Linked DNA regions of Homo sapiens: region 1 is linked to region 2. Evidence: chromatin loops called from intact Hi-C (ENCODE). Cell type or tissue: sigmoid colon. All regions are shown on one strand. Links, peaks and the distances in the headings refer to the core of each region. The heading gives the core; the rest is flanking DNA. Region 1 overlaps LOC105376387 (a long non-coding RNA gene). Region 2 overlaps LOC105376387 (a long non-coding RNA gene).

Region 1 (10,458 bases), core at 827-8,826, 180 kb after region 2:
GTACTTACTATTGCATACTTTTTAGCACCCACCGTCTGCCAGGCACTCTCATAATAATTCAAGCTTTTATTCTATATGACTTTGAAAGCAGATTTACTTTACATTATCTCATGTGATTTTCTGAAATGCCTTCAATGGAGGGTAGGACCGAGATTACTAGGCCCACTTTACAGAAAGAGAAGTGGAAGGTAAGAGAAATTAAAGGAGCTGCCCAGTTTCACAGATCTAGTAAGCAGGCATCCAGGTTTGGTCCCAGTGATCTTGGACTTAGCAAAACTGGTGTTTTTTCAACTTTGATGGATAGATTTGTGACATGGTCTCTGTCCTTAAGATGGGAATCTTCGAAGACAGCTCTTAAAATTTGGTAGATACACCTCCTGTAAAGGAACAAGGTTACAAAGTCGCAACCTTTGGATGTACCAAGAAAATGTAGTTTCTTCCTCTTTTGAAGCTGCTCTATGAGTTTCTGCCTACTAGAAAGAAGAGAAAATGAATATACAACATAATTTTTCTCATTTGGCTTGATTCAAGGAGTTAAACAAGGTCTACAGGTGTAACTCAGCCATTTGGGGCTACTTTCTCATTCTTTCCATTCTGTCCCTCCTATTTGGCCCTGAGATATTGTCTAGGACTTGGAAGAAGGTGGAGTGGGGAAGAAAGCACTTGCCCTCGTGTGGTCTTTGGGTGTGTGCTGGGTTTTGTCTTCCGAGCTGGCCCAAGTTCCATTCTGGGATATCCTGATGGGTCTACTGTTGATGTCTGCAGTTGGTAAAGTGGTGAGCTATCATTTTTCCATTCATGCAGAGCTGGGGGCCCTTCCCTGCTAAGTGTACCTCTTTCAACTCTCACTGGCCCTCCAGACTCCTCTCAACTTGCCTCTGTTCTCTTCGTCTTGCATTCAGGGCCTGCCCTACATATCCAATCTCATCTAAATCCATCACCTGCCTCAACTTCTTGAAGCTCTGCATGCCACGAGAGTCATCGTTCCTGGCTACAGCCCATTAGGGGACACTTAACCCACCCATGTAGCCTGTGACCAGATTCTCTCTCTCTCTCTCTCTCTCTGTCTCTCTCTCTCTCTGTCTCTCTCTCTCTCTCTCTGTCTCTCTCTCTCTCTCTCATCTCTCTCCTCTCTCTTCTCTCTGTCTCTTTCCCCTCAAGAAATTGAGCAAAGGACACAGAAACAGGTCAGGAGATTGAGCTGAAAGATCCTTTATCAGGACTGGTACCTTGGCAAGTTGAAGCCATATGCACACTTAAGTTGCATGGAAGCAGAGAAATCCTGAGTAGTAATAACAGTGATGGCCACTGTTTATTGAGCATTCATCACGGCAGGTGCTATGTGAAGTGTTTGACATGTGTTATTTAATTTTTATAACCGCCATCCAGATATATGTCTGTCTATCCATCTATCTATCTATCATCTAAAGAAAGAAAATTACTGTGACCACCCAACAGATGAGGAACTAAGAGTTTAAAAAGTTTTAAAACTTGTCCAAGGTCATGCAGCTAAGATACTAGAATAAAAGCCCAGGCAGTATAATCTCACAGCTATTTACTCTGTGGCTGGAGTGTAGAGAGGATGATGGAGCAAAATATACAGAGGGATGGAGACTATATGGTCTTAGACAGAGAGATGGTGGACAAACTGACTGATAGACACATCTAGATTGACTAAGAGGTTAGCTGCTTAGCCCCAAGAGATTTTCAGTATTCCATATCTTCGCATGTCCTTTTTCCCTCAGTGTCTGAATACACTCAGTACTCCTTCTATGCTCTGCCTCCCTTTCCCATCTCCACACTTGCTTACATAGCTCAAGAGAGTTTCTCTTTCTTGCAACCAGTAGCACTTTGGAGAAAAGATCCTTCAACTAGACACCCTGTCCCTAGTATTCTGGTTCTTCTCCTACTTTTCCTGTATACCAACCTTCACTTTCAGCCAAAATGGTCTATTTATTGTGCCCTAATTACCTCTAGAAATTTCCCCATCTGAGGCTTGGAAGTCTCTTTTCTATCATTCCCAACTCTATAGATCTACCTGCTATTCACACTCCACCTTCTCCATGAAGCAGATGTTCTCTTCACACCCTCAACTCCACAGCACCGTATTTTCAGCCACCTGGAGCACCGGTTCTACATCTATCACATTACACGTTCTCCTTTCGTATTTGTCTTATTCCCCGTGGGCTACATAGTCTTGCCTGCACCCATGTGGTACTGTGTCCACTGGAGGAGCTCGGTCAGTATTTGTGGAATCTCTGGGAAGGAGTGGCGCTTTAAACTTTAAAGCTGGAGAAACGTACATGCTCAATTCAGCAAACCCCCATCAAGTGCCCGCTATGAGCCAGCAGGGACCATGTTACTATAGCCATGAAAAGAATGCAGTCTTTAATTACAGAGGAGACAAATAGAGACTCTGTGAGCTATGATGAAGAGGGCTGGGAGGGCCATAGGTAGAGGATCAGGTGACTGCAGGTGACAGGGATTAAATCCGCCCATGAGGTGGCATCCAGGAAGGTTTTCCAGAGGAGATCACATTTGGGCTTGCCTTAAAACTGGGACAGAGGTTCTCTAGGCTGAGACGTGGAGGAGTAGGGATGGACAAGACAGACACAGAACAAAAATGAAGGTGCAAAAGCACATGATGTGTTTGTAAAACTGTCAGAAAACCAGTGTGTCTGTACATGTGGGTATGTGTGCATGATGTGTGTGTCTGTGTGTGTGTGTCTGTATGTGTGTAGTGTGTGCATGTGTCTGTGTATTGGAAGGTTTGGGTGAAGAACAACATAGTGGGGAAAATGGGGAATTGGATCTGAAATGAGAAGGGGTCGAGTTGTGGACAACATCACATTTAATATTAAATACTTTAAACAATTTGGTAGGCAGAGGGAGCTAAGTAAAGGCTTTGAAGCAGCCAAGCAATGCGATCAGGCTTGTGTCTTAGAAGATAACTATGGATGCATGGTAGAGCATTCAAGAAGGTGAGCACTGTACCCACTGATAACCATCTGCCAAGCATTTACACCTGTGTCTGTCCCTACACCTTCATCCATATTCATATCTATATCCATATCTATCTATGAATCTATCAACCTAATATCCTCCAGTGGTTTTCAACTGGGGGCAATTTTATCCCCCAGAGACATTTTATAATTATCTATCTGGAGACATTTTTAGTTGTCACAACTTGGGATGCTACTAAATGTCCACCAACACACAGGACAGCCCCTGACAACAAGGAATTATTTGGCCCCAAATGCCAATGGTGCCAAGACTGAGAAACCCTGACCTACCTGCCTGTAGAAACCTGCTCAGGTGTCAACTCTAACTTGATCTAAATCGACTAAGCAAACCCTTCAAAGAGAAACCAGTTCCCTTTCTATTCCTCTCTCTCTCTTTCAAGATCCTCAAAGCTTAACTAGGTCAAAAGCAGTATGAATGTAGTTCAGTTTTGTTTTTATGCTGCTGAGTTTAAGCCAAGAGTGGCCTGGTATTTGTCTTCTTGTTTGACATGAACATTCTTTCTAAGAGCATTGAGTCTGTAGAGCTGGTTTCATAAATGGATGGGTTTCTAGATGTGATAATAAATGCTAACGTTTAGAGAATACTCACTATTTCCATGCACTTTCTTATTATTATCTCCATTTTCCAGTGGAGGAAGCTGATGCAGAGAGTGATTTACTTAGAGACTCACGGTCAACTGGCACATTTAGTAATTGATGGAGCTAGACCTGAAATGTAGGTCAGTTGGACCACTGAGTCTGGCTCCTAACCATCATGCTGTGTTGGTCTTTAATGCACTGTACTAGATTCATTATAATTTCCTTCTATGGTATTGGTCTGATGAGCCTAATCCTTTTTGACTTGAAAATGCAAGGGTGGCTGAAAGCGGGAGAGGGGTGCACAGCTGTGCTGCGTCAGGCAGAACCTTTTGCAAGTAAAATGAAAACAGTTTCGCAACAACCGCAGGAAAAAGAGATTATAAACTGATAAAAGTGTCTGGATCACTCGAGTACACTGATTTATGACTAGTACCATGTCCCTTTGAGAAAGAATACTATATGATGATTCATATTTGGCATAAAAGATGTTGCCTCTAGCTGAGGAAGCTGGCAGGTTCTCTCCTGCCTTCTTATATAAATATTTAAGAGCTATGCATCATCATTTATTAGATTTTCTGAAAATTACAGGTGTGAGCCTCTTTCCAGAATACTGGCTTTCTAAGTAGGCCTTATCAGATCATCTATAACTTACATCCTTAAAAAAGAATTGGGTTTTTTAGGCCACTTGAAGATTTCAGAGCCACTTCTGGGAAGCACTGCTCTCTGTGGGACTGCAACACACTTGCTGCTGGGCATGGTTTGCTCCATGTAGCTGCTGGTACTGAAGGTCTCTCCCGGTGCCTGATGTGGGATGTGCCTCACCTCTTACTGCAGGGACATAATCAAGCTGAACTCTACTAGTTCAACTAGTTCCACACTCTGGAGCATAACCCCAGAACTGGGCATGCCATAAAGAGATGAGCCAGGTGCAGTGGCTCACGCCTGTAATCCCAGCACTTCAGGAGGCCGAGGCGGATGGATCACCTGAGGTCAGGAGTTCGAGACCAGCCTAGCTAACATGGTGAAACCCCGTCTGTACTAAAAATACAAGAATTAGCCAGGCATGGTGGCATGCACCTGCAATCCCAGGTACTCGGGAGGCTGGAGCAGGAGAATCGTTTGAACCCGGTAGGCAGAGGTTGCAGTGAGCCAAGATTGCACCACCGCACTCCAGCCTGGCGACAAGAGCAAAACTCTGTCTCAAAAGAGAGAGAGAGAGAGAGAGAGAGAAAGGAAGGAAGGAAGGAAGGAAGGAAGGAAGGAAGGAAATGTAGCCATGGAGACTATCAGGGTAGGGGAAAGAAGAATGATTTCCTCACCCATTGCAAGGATCATGGCTGAGACTCCTATAACAAAAGACAGATTAACAAGGGAAAGCAGACACATTTATTTAATTCAAGTTTTTTTTTTTTTTTTTTTTTTTTTTTTTTTTTGAGACAGAGTCTCGCTCTGTCGCCCAGGCTGGAGTGAAGTGGCGCAATCTCGACTCACTGCAAGCTCCGCCTCCTGGGTTCACGCCATTCTCCTGCCTCAGCCTCCCAAGTAGCTGGGATTACAGACACCGCCACCACGCCCGGCTATTTTTTTGTATTTTTAGTAGAGACGGGATTTCACCGTGTTAACCAGGATGGTCTCGATCTTCTGACCTCATGATCCACCCGCCTCGGCCTTCCAAAGTGCTGGGATTACAGGCGTGAGCCACTGTTAATTCAAGTTTTATGTGACACTTTATATGGAGCTTTCAGGAATGAAAACACAGAGAAAAACAACTTGTGTAAATGTTATGCTAAGTCTGATGAAGAAGTGGATCCTTGTGGAGAAACATGATTGGACCAAGGGGATGGGATCTAATGGGAATAAACTGGAGGGACCTTAGCAAGGCCCATTTGTTCAGATTCTATCCTATGTCCCTGTGTCCCATAGGGCACCTCTGGAATAAAGACTCATTCCAGGACTATTTCAGGGAAGGTCAGCTACGTTATTAGGCCTGCTTCAGGAGACATGGCATGAGGGAAATTCTCTCCAATTTTTATGGTCAGATTTTGCAATTTTCCCAAGGTGCATAATTTGGGGTAGCATGTCCTGAACCCCACTGTCAGCCAGAAGAGAGGGACTCCTGGGTGGAAAGTATGAAAATCAGCCTGGATTTGTCTTCTTGGGGATCATCGGAAATAGTCACATTTTGACTTTGAAGGAGAGAAAATGACCCCAGAAACTGATCCCCCAGGAACTCAGGCCGTCTTTGCAAATGATTTTGACTGGACTGCTAGGCAGAAATGGAACTGTGATAAGGATTGAAACAAAGCTGTCAGTTTGCATATGGGGGAGTCTGGAGGAGCTGGAGAGGTTGATAGAATCTGGAGAAAAGATCAAAGTAAGGAACTGAAAATAAATATTTAAGATTCCATATCATTACGTATTCAACTTTTTGAAGCCTACAGAAGTGAGATTCATCAATTTCTCTTTCCCTTAAAAAAAAAAAAAAGAGGCAAAACCTAACCTCCCAATCCTGGCAAGAGGAAAGAGACACCCCTGTAGTCCAGGGAAAACCGGTTCACCTTATTGCTATTTCATGGAAGCAGCCTGATCCACCAGGGAGGGACCAAAGAGAGGCTTTTATTTAAAATTAATGGTTGAGGTCACCTCTTAAAAGCCTGTCATTTACATGATCAAAGGAGCAATTGCTTCCTGACAGCAATGATGGGAAAATGGAAACATTGGCATTGATGTTTTACCCACAAACCTCCACTCATCTACTTACTCCATTTTATCCCTTGACCTGTGTTTTTAATCATTTCACCTCCTTTCTGCCAAGAATTACTGCTTTCTCTAACACAGGCAATGACCTTACTGCCTGGCGATTTCAAGGACCCCTTTGACAAGAGGAGGTCGCTTACGATTGTCCATTCATCCTTTCAGGAATAAATCACGTGGATTCTTTCCCATTGCATGTGAACCCATAGGAGAATGGAGACGTAGGGCAAAAGGTTGGGTTGCTCACTGTCCAGAGGAGGGAAACCTGCAGTTCCCACTGCACCACTTGCAGGACATTGTCCAGGAACCCAGTGGTCAGCTCTCACCATAATTAGGTGCAAGTGTAATCGTCATGTCATGCTAAAGACTGTGTTACCCTGAATACGCTAAGGACCATCCTGGCTATAGACACACCATCACTACAGAATATTCCTTTGCTTTGGTTTATTTGAGCGGGGAGGGGATGTTCTTGTTGCCCCATTTGTTCCAAAGTGAGTCTGTAGCTTCTCTCTGACTCTCTTGGAAGTTCCTTAACCCACAGAAGATGTCTGTGTCTCTCCCTAGTATTAGAAAACTACAACACAAATTGAGGCCTTCCTGGTCTGAAATCTCCAAAAAGAAATCCTCTCTTTCTCTGGCCCTTCCCCATGGATTTCGTTTACTCTAATTTTCTTCCAAGATGTATATGGTGATGCTTCAGAAGCAATATAGTGCAACAGCTAAGAGTGTGAAGACTGTGGCCAGAATGAAGGGTCTGTGTCATATCCCTCACTTGCCAGTGTTGGGGAGAAAAGACTTTTCACCCATCACAAGGTTCGTGGCTGACACCCTGATATCATTTGGAGGTTTGTCCCATCCAAATATCATATTGAAATGTGATCCCCAATGTTGGAGGTGGGACCTGGTGGGAGGTGTTTGGGTCATGGGGCCGGATCATTCATGAATGGCTTGGTGCCCTCCCCATGGTAATAAGTGAGTTCTTATGCTATTAGTTTACATAGAGCTAGTTGTTTAAAACGGTCTGGCACCTCGTCCTCTCTCTCTTGCACCCAATCTTGCCATGTGACATGCTGACTCACCCTTGGCCTTCTGCCACGATTGGAAGCTAACTGAGGCCTCACCAGAAGCAGATGCTGGCACCACGCTTCCTGTATATCTTGCAGAACTGTGAGCCAAATAAACCTCTTTTCTATAGAAATGATTCAGTCACAGGTATTCTTTTATAGGAACACAAAATGGACTAATACAGACCCCTATAAAAAAAGACAGATTAATGAAGGAAAAGCATACAAATGTATGTAATAGAAGTTTCATGTAACATAAGAGCCTTCAGAAATGAAGATGCAAAGAAGCAGGAGAGCCATGTATATTTTATGCTAAGTCTGATGAAGAAGTGAATTGTTACGGGGAAACATGATTGAACAAGGGGGGTGTGATCTAATGGTAACAAACTGTGGGGACTTAGTGAGGCCAGTTTGTTCAGATTCTCCTATGTGTCTCTGTGTGACATTCCTTCCTTCTGGGTATAGAGGAAAACATCTGTCACATAAGGAACGTTAGGAGAGAAGGGAGGAAGAAGGTGAGAGACTGATCTTCCTCAGATACATGACCTGCTGTAGGAAAGGAGGGCAAGGGAAAGGTCAGAGAGACCTTCCTGCTTCTGCTTTCTCAAATGACAAGGTGTCATATTTTGGGGTAACATGTCCTCAACCCCCTCAATAGTGAGTCTTTGAGAAAACGTAAGCCTTGATTTTCTTGTCTGTAAACTGGGAATAATAATTTTAACATACTAGTGTTTAAGGACTATATTAGCCAATGGACTCAGCACAGGACCTGGGATATAGTAAATACTCGATAAATACTAGCTTTATCAGTAGTATTGTTGCTTCTTACTGTTGCTATTAATAGCATGTGCTCTATGGAATTCAAGTCAGACCAGTTGCCAGTGCCATTCTACCAGGCAAAATGCCTAACCACCAGTGCCTTTCACAAGGAAAATATTCAATGAAGAACCTTAACATGGAAGAAAGGGTGAGAACAAAAGAAGGAGAGGACAGGAAGAACTTGGTAAACACTCCTGGCAAGGCAGGAACTTGCAAATCAAAGAATCTGTCAACCATTGTGACTCCTCGCTACCCTATGAGGGCATATCTGGGAGCATTCCTGGAGGCCTAGTTAAGGCCTAATAATAGGAGAGAGTCTGGGATGCTTAAAGGATGGAGGAACGAGTAGGTTGAAGTGGGTAGAGTCAGAGGTGTGCTGTAAACCTGGAGAGACAGGCAGGGCAGAACCAGGCTGAAGTCTTAGTCATGTTACTTACTTTGGTTTTTATTCTAAGAGCAAGAAAGCCAACAGAGAGTTTTTTTTTTTAATCTTATATTTATTTGAATACTAACAAAACTTAATTTGTATATATTTGTTTGCTTTTGCATGTTTCTTTTTTGAATTTCCATTATTTGTTTTTCTGATAGGTTTTTTATCTGAATTGTCACTTGCTATTCAATTTGCTTATTGTGTTTTTGCCTACAAAACTTTAACATTTTTATTCTGTGGCAATATCAACATTTTTTTTCTTTTTTAAATTTTATTATTATTATACTTTAAGTTCTAGGGTACATGTGCACAATGTGCAGGTTAGTTACATATGTATACATGTGCCATGCTGGTGTGCTGCACCCGTTAACTCGTCCTTTAGCATTAGGTATATCTCCTAATGCTATCCCTCCCCCCTCCCCCCACCCCACAACAATCCCCAGCGTGTGATGTTCCCTTTCCTGTGTCCATGTGTTCTCATTGTTCAATTCCCACCTATGAGTGAGAACATGCGGTGTTTGGTTTTTTGTCCTTGCGATAGTTTACTGAGAATGATGATTTCCAATTTCATCCATGTCCCTACAAAGGACATGAACTCATCATTTTTTATGGCTGCATAGTATTCCATGGTGTATATGTGCCACATTTTCTTAATCCAGTCTATCATTGTTGGACATTTGGGTTGGTTCCAAGTCTTTGCTATTGTGAATAGTGCCGCAATAAACATACGTGTGCATGAGTCTTTATAGCAGCATGATTTATAGTCCTTTGGGTATATACTCAGTAATGGGATGCCTGGGTCAAATGGTATTTCTAGTTCTAGATCCCTGAGGAATCGCCACACTGACTTCCACAATGGTTGAACTAGTTGACAGTCCCACCAACAGTGTAAAAGTGTTCCTATTTCTCCACATCCTCTCCAGCACCGGTTGTTTCCTGACTTTTTAATGATTGCCATTCTAACTGGTGTGAGATGGTATCTCATTGTGGTTTTGATTTGCATTTCTCTGATGGCCAGTGATGATGAGCATTTTTTCATGTGTTTTTTTGGCTGCATAAATGTCTTCTTTTGAGAAGTGTCTGTTCATGTCCTTCACCCACTTTTTGATGGGGTTGTTTTTTTCTTGTAAATTTGTTTGAGTTCATTGTAGATTCTGGATATTAGCCCTTTGTCAGATGAGTAGGTTGTGAAAATTTTCTCCCATTTTGTAGGTTGCCTGTTCACTCTGATGGTAGTTTCTTTTGCTGTGCAGAAGCTCTTTAGTTTAATGAGATCCCATTTGTCAATTTTGGCTTTTGTTGCCATTGCTTTTGGTGTTTTAGACATGAAATCCTTGCCCATGCCTATGTCCTGAATGGTAATGCCTAGGTTTTCTTCTAGGGTTTTTATGGTTTTAGGTCTAACGTTTAAGTCTTTAATCCATCTTGAATTAATTTTTGTATAAGGTGTAAGGAAGGGATCCAGTTTCAGCTTTCTACATATGGCTAGCCAGTTTTCCCAGCACCATTTATTAAATAGGGAATCCTTTCCCCGTTGCTTGTTTTTCTCAGGTTTGTCAAAGATCAGATAGTTGTAGATATGCGGCGTTATTTCTGAGGGCTCTGTTAGCCAACAGAGAGTTTTAAGCAAGCAAATTTTAAGACCTAATTTGTATTTTGAAAAGACTATTTTTTTCTTTTTCTTTTTCTTTTTTTCTTTTTTTTTTTTGAGACAGACTTTTGATCTGTCATCCAGGCTGGGGTGCAGTGGTGCAATCCCAGCTCGCTACAACCTCCACCTCCCAGGCTC
Region 2 (10,458 bases), core at 1,351-9,350:
CCTTTTCTGAACAGCTGTCTCCATAGAGCTCGGTTCTGTTCTGGTTAAGTTAGTTAAGATGGTTAGTTTAGAGGGTACTTGGTGATAATGGGGCTAAGCCTTCTTTGTTTGTATTTTGTAATTACCTTTTTTTCTTTTTGTTGAGATGGAGTCTTGCTCTGTCACCCAGGCTGGAGTGCAATGGTGCGATCTTCTGCCTCTCGAGTTCAAGCGATTCTCCTGCCTCAGCCACCCCAGTAGCTGGGACTACAGGTGTGCACCACCACGCCCAGCTAATTTTTGTATTTTTAGTAGAGACACGGTTTCACCATGTTGGGCAGGCTGGTCTCGAACTCCTGACCCCAAGTGATCCACCTGTCTTGGTCTCCCAAAGTGCTGGGATTACAGGCATGAGCCACGGTGCCCTGCCACGTTACTTTTATTGATATAAAATTTATATAACATAAAATCCGCAGTGTATGGTTTTATACTTTTCACATTTGTAAGTGTGCATCAAGGTGGTTTTAGTGTACTCACAATGCTGCGCAACCCTCACACTCTCATTCTTGAAGATTTCTAGCCTTCCCCAAAGAAACTCCACACCATTGGCAGTCACTCCCAAACTTCCTCCTCCTAGTCTCTGGCCACCACTAATGTACTTCTATGGATTTGCCTATTCTTGCCACTTTATATAAATGTAATCATATAATACATGGTCTTTTATGTCTGGCTGCTTTCACTTAGAATAATTTTTTCAAGATTCATCTGTGTTTCAGCATGGAGGAGTACTTTGTTTCTTTTTATTCCATTGTATGTATACACTACATTTTATTTATTCATTCAGCAGTCAGTGGACATCTGGTTGTTTCTACTTTTTGCCTATGATGAATAATGCTGCTGTGGACATCCCTGTACAAGTTCTTGTGTGAAGATGTGTTTTCAGTTCTCTTGGGTGTATACCTAGGAGTAGAATTGCTGGGTCATATGGTAAATCTATGTTTAGCATTTTGAGAAACTGCCAAGATTTTTCTCACAATGATTGCACTATTTTATATTCATACCAGCGATGTAGGGGGATTCTGATAACTTTCTTGCCATCACTTGTTAATTTTGCTTTTTTCTTTTGAAATTATAGCCATCCTAGTGATGTGAAATGGAAACTTACTGTGATTTTGATTTCCATTTCCCTAGTGACTAATGATGCTGAGAATCTTTTCACGTGCTCATTGGAATCTGTACATCTTCTTTGGGGAAATGTTTATTTAAATCCTTTGCCCAGTTTACAATTGGATTGCTTGTCTTTATCGCTGAGTTGTTCTTTATACATTCTGGAGACTGGACGCTTATCAGATATATGATTTGCAAATATTTTCTCCCATTCCGTGGGTTGTCTTTTAACGTCTTGTCTGTCCTTAGATCATTGTTTTGAGCTTCTCGAAGGTCACTAAATGCCACACACCTATGGCCACAGACTCGAGATGGCCTCTGGCACAAACATTAGTTATAAAGGGGCTGAATGAGGAAGTGCAGGTGGATCTTGGAGATGCACTCAGAATTCCTCATTTGAATGCTTTGTAGAATGCCAAATAGCATTTCAAGTAAGAAAAAAAATAGATACCTAAAAAAAGACAGGAAGAATAATTTTGGGAAAACAGTCCAGATCTTGGAAATTGCAGCCAGGGAGTTGTTTGCTGAAGCACATCTTGCTTGAAGCACAAGACAGGGACCCCATCCACTAGAACCTGCATTCTCTCAGGGAGGTTGCAAGAGGATGGAAATAACTAATGTATCATTTAACACAGTTACTAATTAGTAATGACTGTCACTACTTGTTCAGTGGTCCTTTTGCATACATTATTTCTACTACTCCCAAAACATAAATAAGCCTTGTTATTATGCATGAGATGTGGAAACTGAGGCCTAAAGGGCTTGTCTTAGTCCATTTGTGTTGTTATAAAGGAATACCTGAGGCCGGATAATTTATAAAGCAAAGAAGATTGGTTCGTGTTTCTGCAGACAAGAAGCATGGTGTCAACATTTGCTTCTGATGAGGGTCTCAGGAATCTCCCACTCATCGTGGAAGGCGAAGGGGAGCCTGTGTGTGCAAAAATCATGTGGTGAGAGAGGAAGCAAGAGTGGTGGGGAATGGCCAGGCTCTTTTAACAACCAGTTCATGCAGGAATGAATAGAGCAAGAACTCAATCACCCCTAAGGGAGGGCATTCATCTATTCATGAGGGATCCACCTCTATGACCCAATCACCTCCCATTAGGCCCCGCCTCCAACCTTGAGGATGAAATTTCAACATGAGGTTTGGTGACAAACATCCAAAAGAAAGCAGGGGCCCACAGCCTGCCAGTGGTCACACAGTTTAACAGTGACTGAGACAGAATCCAAACTCAGATCCTAGGACTCCAAGGCTGGTGTGCTCCAAGGGCACCACACTGCACTTCTACCAGCTCAGCGATGCCCATAGGGTCTTAGGGAAGGAGGCTCTCAGTGAGGCTGGGGCAGTTACGGAGATGGGAGAAAAGGAGAGCAAGAGAATGTGGCCATTCTCGGGGAAATAACAGATAGCAAAAGCAAAGGAACAGAGGGCTGAGTTCACATTCTCAAGGGAGGAGAAATAAGCTTATTTTGCATTTTTACATTGCATCTTTGAAATCATTACATGGAGATTGGTGCAGTACTGAGGGGCAAGCAGCCACAAAGCTCAGAGGTAGATACCACGAGTAGATGGCATAGATTACAGGGCAGACACTGAGACGTGAAAAATCAAGATGAGAAAATTAAAGGCCAGTGTGAATAAGGCATCTGACTGGCATGTGATACTGTATAGATACTTCAGAAAGATCCCATGTTCCAGCTCCATCTTAGCAAGGTAGGGCAGCTTGGTGCAATTAATAGACGCTATTAGATTCTGTTAGGTAGCATCTAACAGTTTGAGTCATACACCTGGGACATAAACAAAAAAAAAGCTGGTATGTTTTCGCAGTGTGCCCCTGCTCAGTTTCCCCAAGAGTAAACTTGAGGACCCTGACCCATTTCAGCTACCCTGCAAATGCAAGGCTCACCAAGCCTATGCTACACAGACCATTTTATTTTATTTTATATTTGTTTCTTTAAATTTTATTTTAAGTTCCTGGGTACATGTACAGGATGTGCAGGTTTGTTATATAGGTAAATGTGTGCCATGGTGGTTAGCTGCACAGATCAACCCATCACCCAGTTATTAAGCGCCGCATCCATCAGCTCTTCTTCCTGATGCTCTCCCTCCCCCCACTCCCCACAGGCCCCAGTGTGTGTTGTTTCCCCTGATGCGTTCATGCTACACAGATCTTGAGGGTTGAACAGGACGTGTTCAGGCCTGCGCTCTCAGCTCTATACTCTGTGTCATCCGTGATGAGAACACTTCTCCCAGCTGAGTTCGGGACCACTTGAATCAAAGCCCTGCATACCATTTGGGCCTGTTCTGTGATCATTCAAGAAATGACCAGCTGAAACCTTGCTTCTTTGGTTAGGTAGTTTGGGTACAGGAAAAGTGCCTGTGTGTATAAGGTCTAAAGTAGGGAAAATACTAAAAAGACAAGGTAGGGAGAGACAGAGAGAGAGAAGGTCTGGATTTGAGTCTTAAATCCACCCTTTACCAGCTTTAGGATTTTTTTTTTTTTTTTTTTTTTTACCAATTGCCCTGTGCCACAGTTTCTTGCCCTGTAAAATGACCCTTACTCTACATACCTTCTATATTCATTATAAGGGACCTTTGAAAACAAGATGTTGAAAGAATTTTCACAAACTGTAACATGCAATAAGCTGTTGGTTCTGCCATTCATTCATCCACACACTCCTAAATGGTGAGGCCCTCGTCAACTCTGGGAACTCACTGGGATGCAAAACACTGGGATTCTTGCCCACAGGGAGCTGACCATGTAGATGAAATGCATACATTAAGTAGTCACACAAATAAAAATAGAATGATTTAACATGATACATGCTATTAAGCAGGGTCAGACGAATGTCCATGAAGCATTTCAGGGAAATATGTGGCTTCAAAGAGAGAATCGTAAGAGCTGTGCGTCTCATTCCTCTGAAAGTGTTAGAATAGCCAAGATTATTTAAAACTCAAAGGTCATAGGGGGCTGATATGGTTTAGATGTTTGTCCCTTCCAAATATCATGTTAAAATGTAATTCCCAGTGTTGGAGGTGGGGCCTGGGGGGAGGCGTTTAGGTCCTGGAGGCGGATCCCTCATGAATGGCTTGGTGATGTTCTTGCAGTAATGAGTGAGTTCTTGCTCAGTTAGCTTCTGCAAGATCTGGTTGTTTAAAAGTGTGTGGCAGCTGGGCGCGGTGGCTCACACCTACAATCCCAGCACTTTGGGAGGCCAAGGTGGGTGGATCACTTGAGGTCAGGAGTAGGAGACCAGCCTGGCGAACATGGTGAAACCCTGTCTCTACAAAATTACCAAAAAAAAAAAAAAAAAAAAAAAATTTGGCTCAGCATGGTGTCGCACGCCTGTAATTCCAGCTACTCGAGAGGCTGAGGCAGCAGAATCACTTGAACCTGGAAGTGGAGGTTCCAGTGAGCTGGGGTCATGTCATTGCACTCCAGTATGGACAACAAAAGCAAAAATCTGTCTCAAAAAAAAAAAACAAAACGTAAGATTTGAAGAGACGGGGTCTCACCATGTTTCCCAAGCTGGCCTTAAACTCCTGGGCTCAAGTGATCCTCTTGCTTTGACCACCTAAAGTGCTGGGATTACATTACACAGAAGCAGTTTTTAAGGCATGTTAAAATAAAACCCTGTTACAGAAAGCAACAGATTAATATGTCAATTTAATTTATTTTCGAAGTGGGGCTGTTCAATTGGTAATGTCATGATGTTAAAGCAAGTTTTCCAATTGTATTAGTTGATAGTCTTATGCCTTTTGAGACATGTGAGCTGAAGAGTATATGTTCTAGGAGGACAGGCTCCTAAATTCTTTTAGTTTCTTTTACCATTTGCAAAAGGCAGATAATCATAGGCGCCAGGACAGATTGTTGGGAATTTAGAAATAATGATAATAAAGATTCTTGGACACAGAAGGCACTCAATAAATGCCAACAGTGCCTAGGAAAGTACCTTGATTGTAGTAGGCATTCGATAAAATTGTTCCTGGCCTATTTGAGCCCTAAGTGCTTGGGCAATGAAGAAATCAAGAAGAACCAGGTTTCATACCAGAATTGTTGCCTAAGGGGCAGAAACATGCCAGCTATCATCATTGTTATTGTTACTGGCAATAATCATTTCTCCTGTGCTTTAAGTGTACTGCCCAATAAACCAAATTAAACTCAAACTAATAACGCCTTCTTGGGAACATAATCTCTCATGTCTTGACATTGCTGATGGTCACGCATGAAACATTTCCATAATAACAAGCACTTTACGGGCATCTATCTTATGAAGTAGAACATTAATTTGTATTGTTTATAAGAGCACTTAGGTTAGAGGAAGACAGATTATATTGAATCATGGCCAGCCCATTGCTCACCCTTGTCCGTGGTTGAGAGCTGAGCTTAACTAAACAGCATCTCCTTCCAGGCACAAAAAAGGAACATTGAGTTTCCCTTGATTTGTTTTTAGGGAGGAGGCTGAAATCGTTGCTAGCATTTTTTCTTTTTTTTTTTAGTTCCAGTCAAGGAATGTTATTAGGCTCTTCTAAAATAAAATAGCTATACTTTTGTTAGAAAGTAAACAGGAAGCCACTAATCAAAGTGAAAAACTGGGCTTACCAGATCACGTTGGTCTTTAACAATTTGAGCCTCAGTTATTTTTTTTCTCTCTCTACGTTAGCAAAAGTAATATTTCTTGCCTGTATTACAAGGTAATGCTGAGTAGAAGATTAAAAAATGTATATGTGTGTGTGTGTTTGTGTGTGTGTGTTTGTAGTTTCTAATTTGTAAAATTCACATCAATATTGTGATGACTATCACTATTCCTGGATTTCCTAGCCCATGATTCCTTTCAGCTCACGCAGCAGAGAATTAGACTGAATAACGTTTCATATGTTCACTCTTGGACAGTATGAAAAAGGACAGTGGCTACTTTTTTTTTCTATTTCCGCAATTCCCCAGGAGCTTGAGGAATGTCCTGAATTATAGATTAAGATTTTTCTAGAAAATGTGTGTTCAGGAGAGAACATCATTGAATGACCACCTATGGAATTCCATTCAATGATATTTAGCAAGTCCAGGCGATTTTCCTGGTCTCTTTTGGTTCAGAAGTTGTGGTCTGCCTTGGGAAGCACTGGGCAGCTTGAAGTGTGAACTTTAGCCAATAAACTTCCCAGGACCTGGGTGGGAGAGAAAAGATGCAAGAACTAGAATGAATCAATCATTTAACCTTATGTCGTTAGTTTCCTCATGTATAAAATGAGCTCTAAGGTTCATTCAGCTCTAAACTTTCATGCTCTGGTGACTCTGTCATGTTTGACTCTAGTTAGAGAAACTACTACACAACTTACTAGGATTGCAACAGTCCCGATTCCTGTAAAAGCCACATGTATATTAGAATGTTTTCAAATGGAAGTAAAGAAAACCTTCCAAAAGTGGCTTAAACAATGAGGACATTTATTTTCCTACATGACTTGAAGTCCAGGCAGACAGTTCTCAGGTTCGTTCAGTGGCTTGTGGATGTGTTCAAGGACTGAAGCTCGTCCCATCTTTCTGGGATATGATCTCTGGTGTTATGGCTCAGACTTTCTTGGTTTCATGGCTCAGACTTTCTTGGTGTCGTGACTCAGACTTTCTTGGTGTCATGGCTTGGACCTTAGGCTCATGCCCTCATACTTGCAATTGACTACTCCTGACCTCACATATAGATGTGACTTTTATCGACCCAAGAAGAAATGGAGCATTTCATCTATTACTCTTTTTATTAAGGAATTCAACCTTTCTTAGAAGTCCTGCTGATATGGTTCGAATCTGTGTCCCCACCCAAATCTTATGTTAATTGTAATCCCCAATGCAGGAGGGGCCGGGTGGGAGACAATTGGATCATGGGAGTGGATTTCCCCCTTTGGTGCTGTTCTCCTGATAGAGTTCTCATGATATGTGGTTGTTTAAAAGTGTGGAGGACCTCCCCCATCTTTCTTACTCCTGTTGCAGCCACGTAAGACGTGCATGCTTCCCCTTCACCTTCTGCCATGATTGTAAATTTCCTGAGGCCTTCTCAGCAATGCTTCCTGTACAGCCTGTGGAACTGTGAGCCAATTAAACCTCTTTCCTCTATAAATTACCCAGTTTCAAGTATTTTTTATTGCAGTGCAAGAATGGGCTAATACACCCCCAAACTCTCAGCAGACTTCCTCTCTTGTTCATTGGCTAGGATTGGGTTGCATCACATGCCCATGCTCTAGCTGCAACAGAAGAATGGAAGGAGCCTTGGAAAGTATCTAGTGTTTTCAGCTCTTCTGGGAGGAGGTAAATTCTACAAGAAAGGGAGCTGGAAGTGGGGTGTGTATAGCTACAGAGTAGGAAATAAAAAATATTGTGTCACAAGCTAGGAAATATCCAGCTTTACCTGTGGGTAGTAGAAGATAAATGTATTTATACTTGTCAGCATTAGAATACTCAATTTCATCTGTAGAATGACCAAATTGAAATAGATAATCCTCGGTCTTACAGACCTAATGGAAGAAGCAGATCCATGTACCTAAAGAATGCAAAATGAGCTATTCATAGACCATGGGCCTATTTTTGCCTTTCTTGACAACTTTAATTATTTTTTTAAACTAAGGGCTCCTTCATTCTTTCGGAGTCCCCAGTACTTCAGTGAATGATAGTGTTCTTGAGTTTCTATGAGCACATTAGAATTTTACACCTTCGAGGTTAACAGAGCCTGTTTTTATGTGCTGATGGCTATAATCAAAGCACAGGATTACTTAAACTAACAAGCGAGGATCCATCCCAATAGAAATGTAAACAGAACTTTAATCCATCATTTTGCTAATGGTCCTTTCCTGGTACATTCATCAGCCTCCGTTCCAGCTTTTGGCCTAATACATACACTGTGTTGTTTTATGACCTCTCCTCTGACTGTTAATATAGGAAAGGAGGTGTTATGTCTCCCATTACACAGAGACATAATGGAATGAGGGACTTGCTGGAGATTGCATTTTCTATCATTGCGTAGGTCTTCTAACTGGACGAATGCCAGTTTTCCCTCCTGGTCTCGGCCCAAGTCCTTCCTTTGGCATTCCCAATTTCCTTTTGTATTCAGAATGAATCTCATGTTCACATGGATATGCTTAGAGGTGGCAAACCAGCATCTTCCAAGTGGGTGTCCTTGATGTCAACAGAAGAGAAACAGACCAAATGGCCTGGCATGGCCCTTTGCCCGCACTGCTTTGTAGCCAAGATAGAAACTAAAGCCCATTGGCTTCATCTGGACACTAATCCAGATAAACATTTAAGCACATGTATTTGTCCACGGGTGCTATTTGTCCTGAAGCACAGTGAAATTTAGTCTAACACTTGATTTCATGTTTTGATGTTTCTTTCTCTGCAATCTGATACTGTTGTAAGCATGAATATACTAGTGTGCTAGGGCTACCATAACAAAGTAGCATAGACTGGGAGGTTTAAACAACAAGAATGTATTTTCTCATCATTCTGGAGGCTTGGCAGACCAAGATCAAGACGTTGGCAGGGTTGGTTCCTTCTGAGGCCTCTCTCCTTGGCTTGCAAATGGTGCCTTCTCTTTGTGTCTTCACGTTGTCTTTCCTTGGTGTGTGTCTGTGTCCCAATCTCCTCTTCTTATATAGACACAAGTCAGATCGGATGAAGGCCCAGCCTAATGACCTCATTGGAATTTAATTACATTTGTAAATTCAGAGTGAATGGGGGTCAGGAGTATAACATGTGAATTTTAGGGGATGTAATTCAGCCCATAACAATAAAGTTGGTGGTTTACCCAGATGACTACAGGTTGGGGACACTTCTGAAAGGACAGATGGACTACATGAGCTATGTGGCACAGTCAGATGTCGAGAAACTTTGCTATGCCTCCGAAGTCAATGCCCGCGGCTGCCACATTCTTGGAAATAAAGGTAGCTTTAACAAACATACGTTTGACATGGAGTTGTAAACAGCGGAAATGTGATAGATGTACATAGCCAGAGTTTCAGGATTTCAGAGATTTGGTACCTGTTATGTATATACTTTCTTAAATGGCAGCTCCAACTGGTAGCAGCTCTGAAGAGCAGTGGCTATATACTAGAGAAAATGAGAAGGAAGACACATGTAGGAGCTGCTACTGTGTGATAGGAACTTTAAGCACCGGGGACTTGGTAATGATTTCCCTGAGAGGCAGTGTCCAGGTCCCTAATTCTGTGGACCCTGTGAAATAGACTAGAGGCAAGCACACAAAGTAAAGGCAAAAAGAGAAAGGAAAGCAAAGAATGGAAACTGCTGAACTCTGCATTACAGAACAGAATGAAACGTCGCCCAACATTTCACGAGGTTAGCCATCATCTTTCTTTACAAGTTATCCAGTTCCATTTGTTTGGGGCGTTTTCTTCCTTAACTCCCATGGAAAAATAAATACATCATTTTTTTTTTTGAACTGTGGGTGGAATGAACTCTTTAGAAATTGATATGGGCATCCTCTTGGCTAGATTCCTGCCACTCAACCAAGTAAAGGAACTCACGCGGCTGCAGGACTAAGCTCCTCCCACGTCTGCCGCTGTGGTTGGATGTGCAGGCTGAGAGCGTCGTCTTGGATCCTAGCACCCACCGTGCCTAGCACACAGTAGGTGTTCAGCACATGCCTGCTAGACTGACGTGTCAGATAGTGTTTCAGTTTACCCAATAGTCATGAGTGTCAGAATAGCTGGCTGTCGGCTGGAGCTGGGAGTACATTCCAGGGTAAGTATTAATGTTTCAGCGCTGCTGCGTGCAAATCATACTGTTCTGTATTCCCTCTTCCCACCACAAAATGTGTTTATGTGGATTAAATAGGGTTATTAGGGGTAGCAGGGATAATCAAACCCAAGTTCTACCATACAGTCACTTTTGCCCGGTGAGCTTAATTTAGACACATAGAGGTCAAATTACAAATGGCTGAGCTCACAGAAGCTTCAGTTTCTGGTTCTAGCCACAGGGGGAGAAAGCAGAGCTGGAGACATTCCCAGTTTCTAGGTTCTCATACAAAAACCAACTGGCTGCCACAGCACAGTCACCGAAGAGGGAAGAAGACAAGGAGAGGTCAGAGTTCAAACTCAATTCCGGGAATTTTGTCTTGAGATTGTTTGCCTTTCTTTAATTTTCAGAATTGAGATTCTTCCTGCCTGGGTCTATTACAATTGACTTTAAACTGGAGGAGGTTAAAAAAAGTTTCATAGAGTGAGCAAAAAAACAATGCATCTATTTACGGGCCAAGCTACTCTCCCCTCCCCCATGCAGGCACAGGCAGGCAGGGAACGATTTTTCTGGGGAAAGA

What was found. Peaks named below come from ENCODE experiments on the same cell type or tissue, not always from the same donor. Only the 100,000 strongest peaks of a DNase experiment are listed, where the experiment ranks them.
Region 1: a loop joins it to region 2, with 4 times the contacts of the local background. A loop is called at or near these places in 3 of 110 quality-filtered maps.

Annotation. Positions count from the first base shown.
Region 1 is chr10:6,906,131-6,916,588 of GRCh38, reverse strand. All of the region lies in intron 3 of LOC105376387 (a long non-coding RNA gene), which reads left to right. Among named protein-coding and RNA genes, the nearest start is that of LINC00707, 130 kb to the right of the region's middle. RefSeq lists enhancers at 3,758-3,827, 6,037-6,538. In sigmoid colon, for the core only: no CTCF peak of the experiment used is centred there; no DNase peak of the experiment used is centred there.
Region 2 is chr10:7,085,722-7,096,179 of GRCh38, reverse strand. The region is part of intron 1 of LOC105376387 (a long non-coding RNA gene); the gene reads left to right. Among named protein-coding and RNA genes, the nearest start is that of LINC02665, 5.3 kb to the left of the region's middle. In sigmoid colon, for the core only: no CTCF peak of the experiment used is centred there; a DNase peak (open chromatin) is centred at 5,489.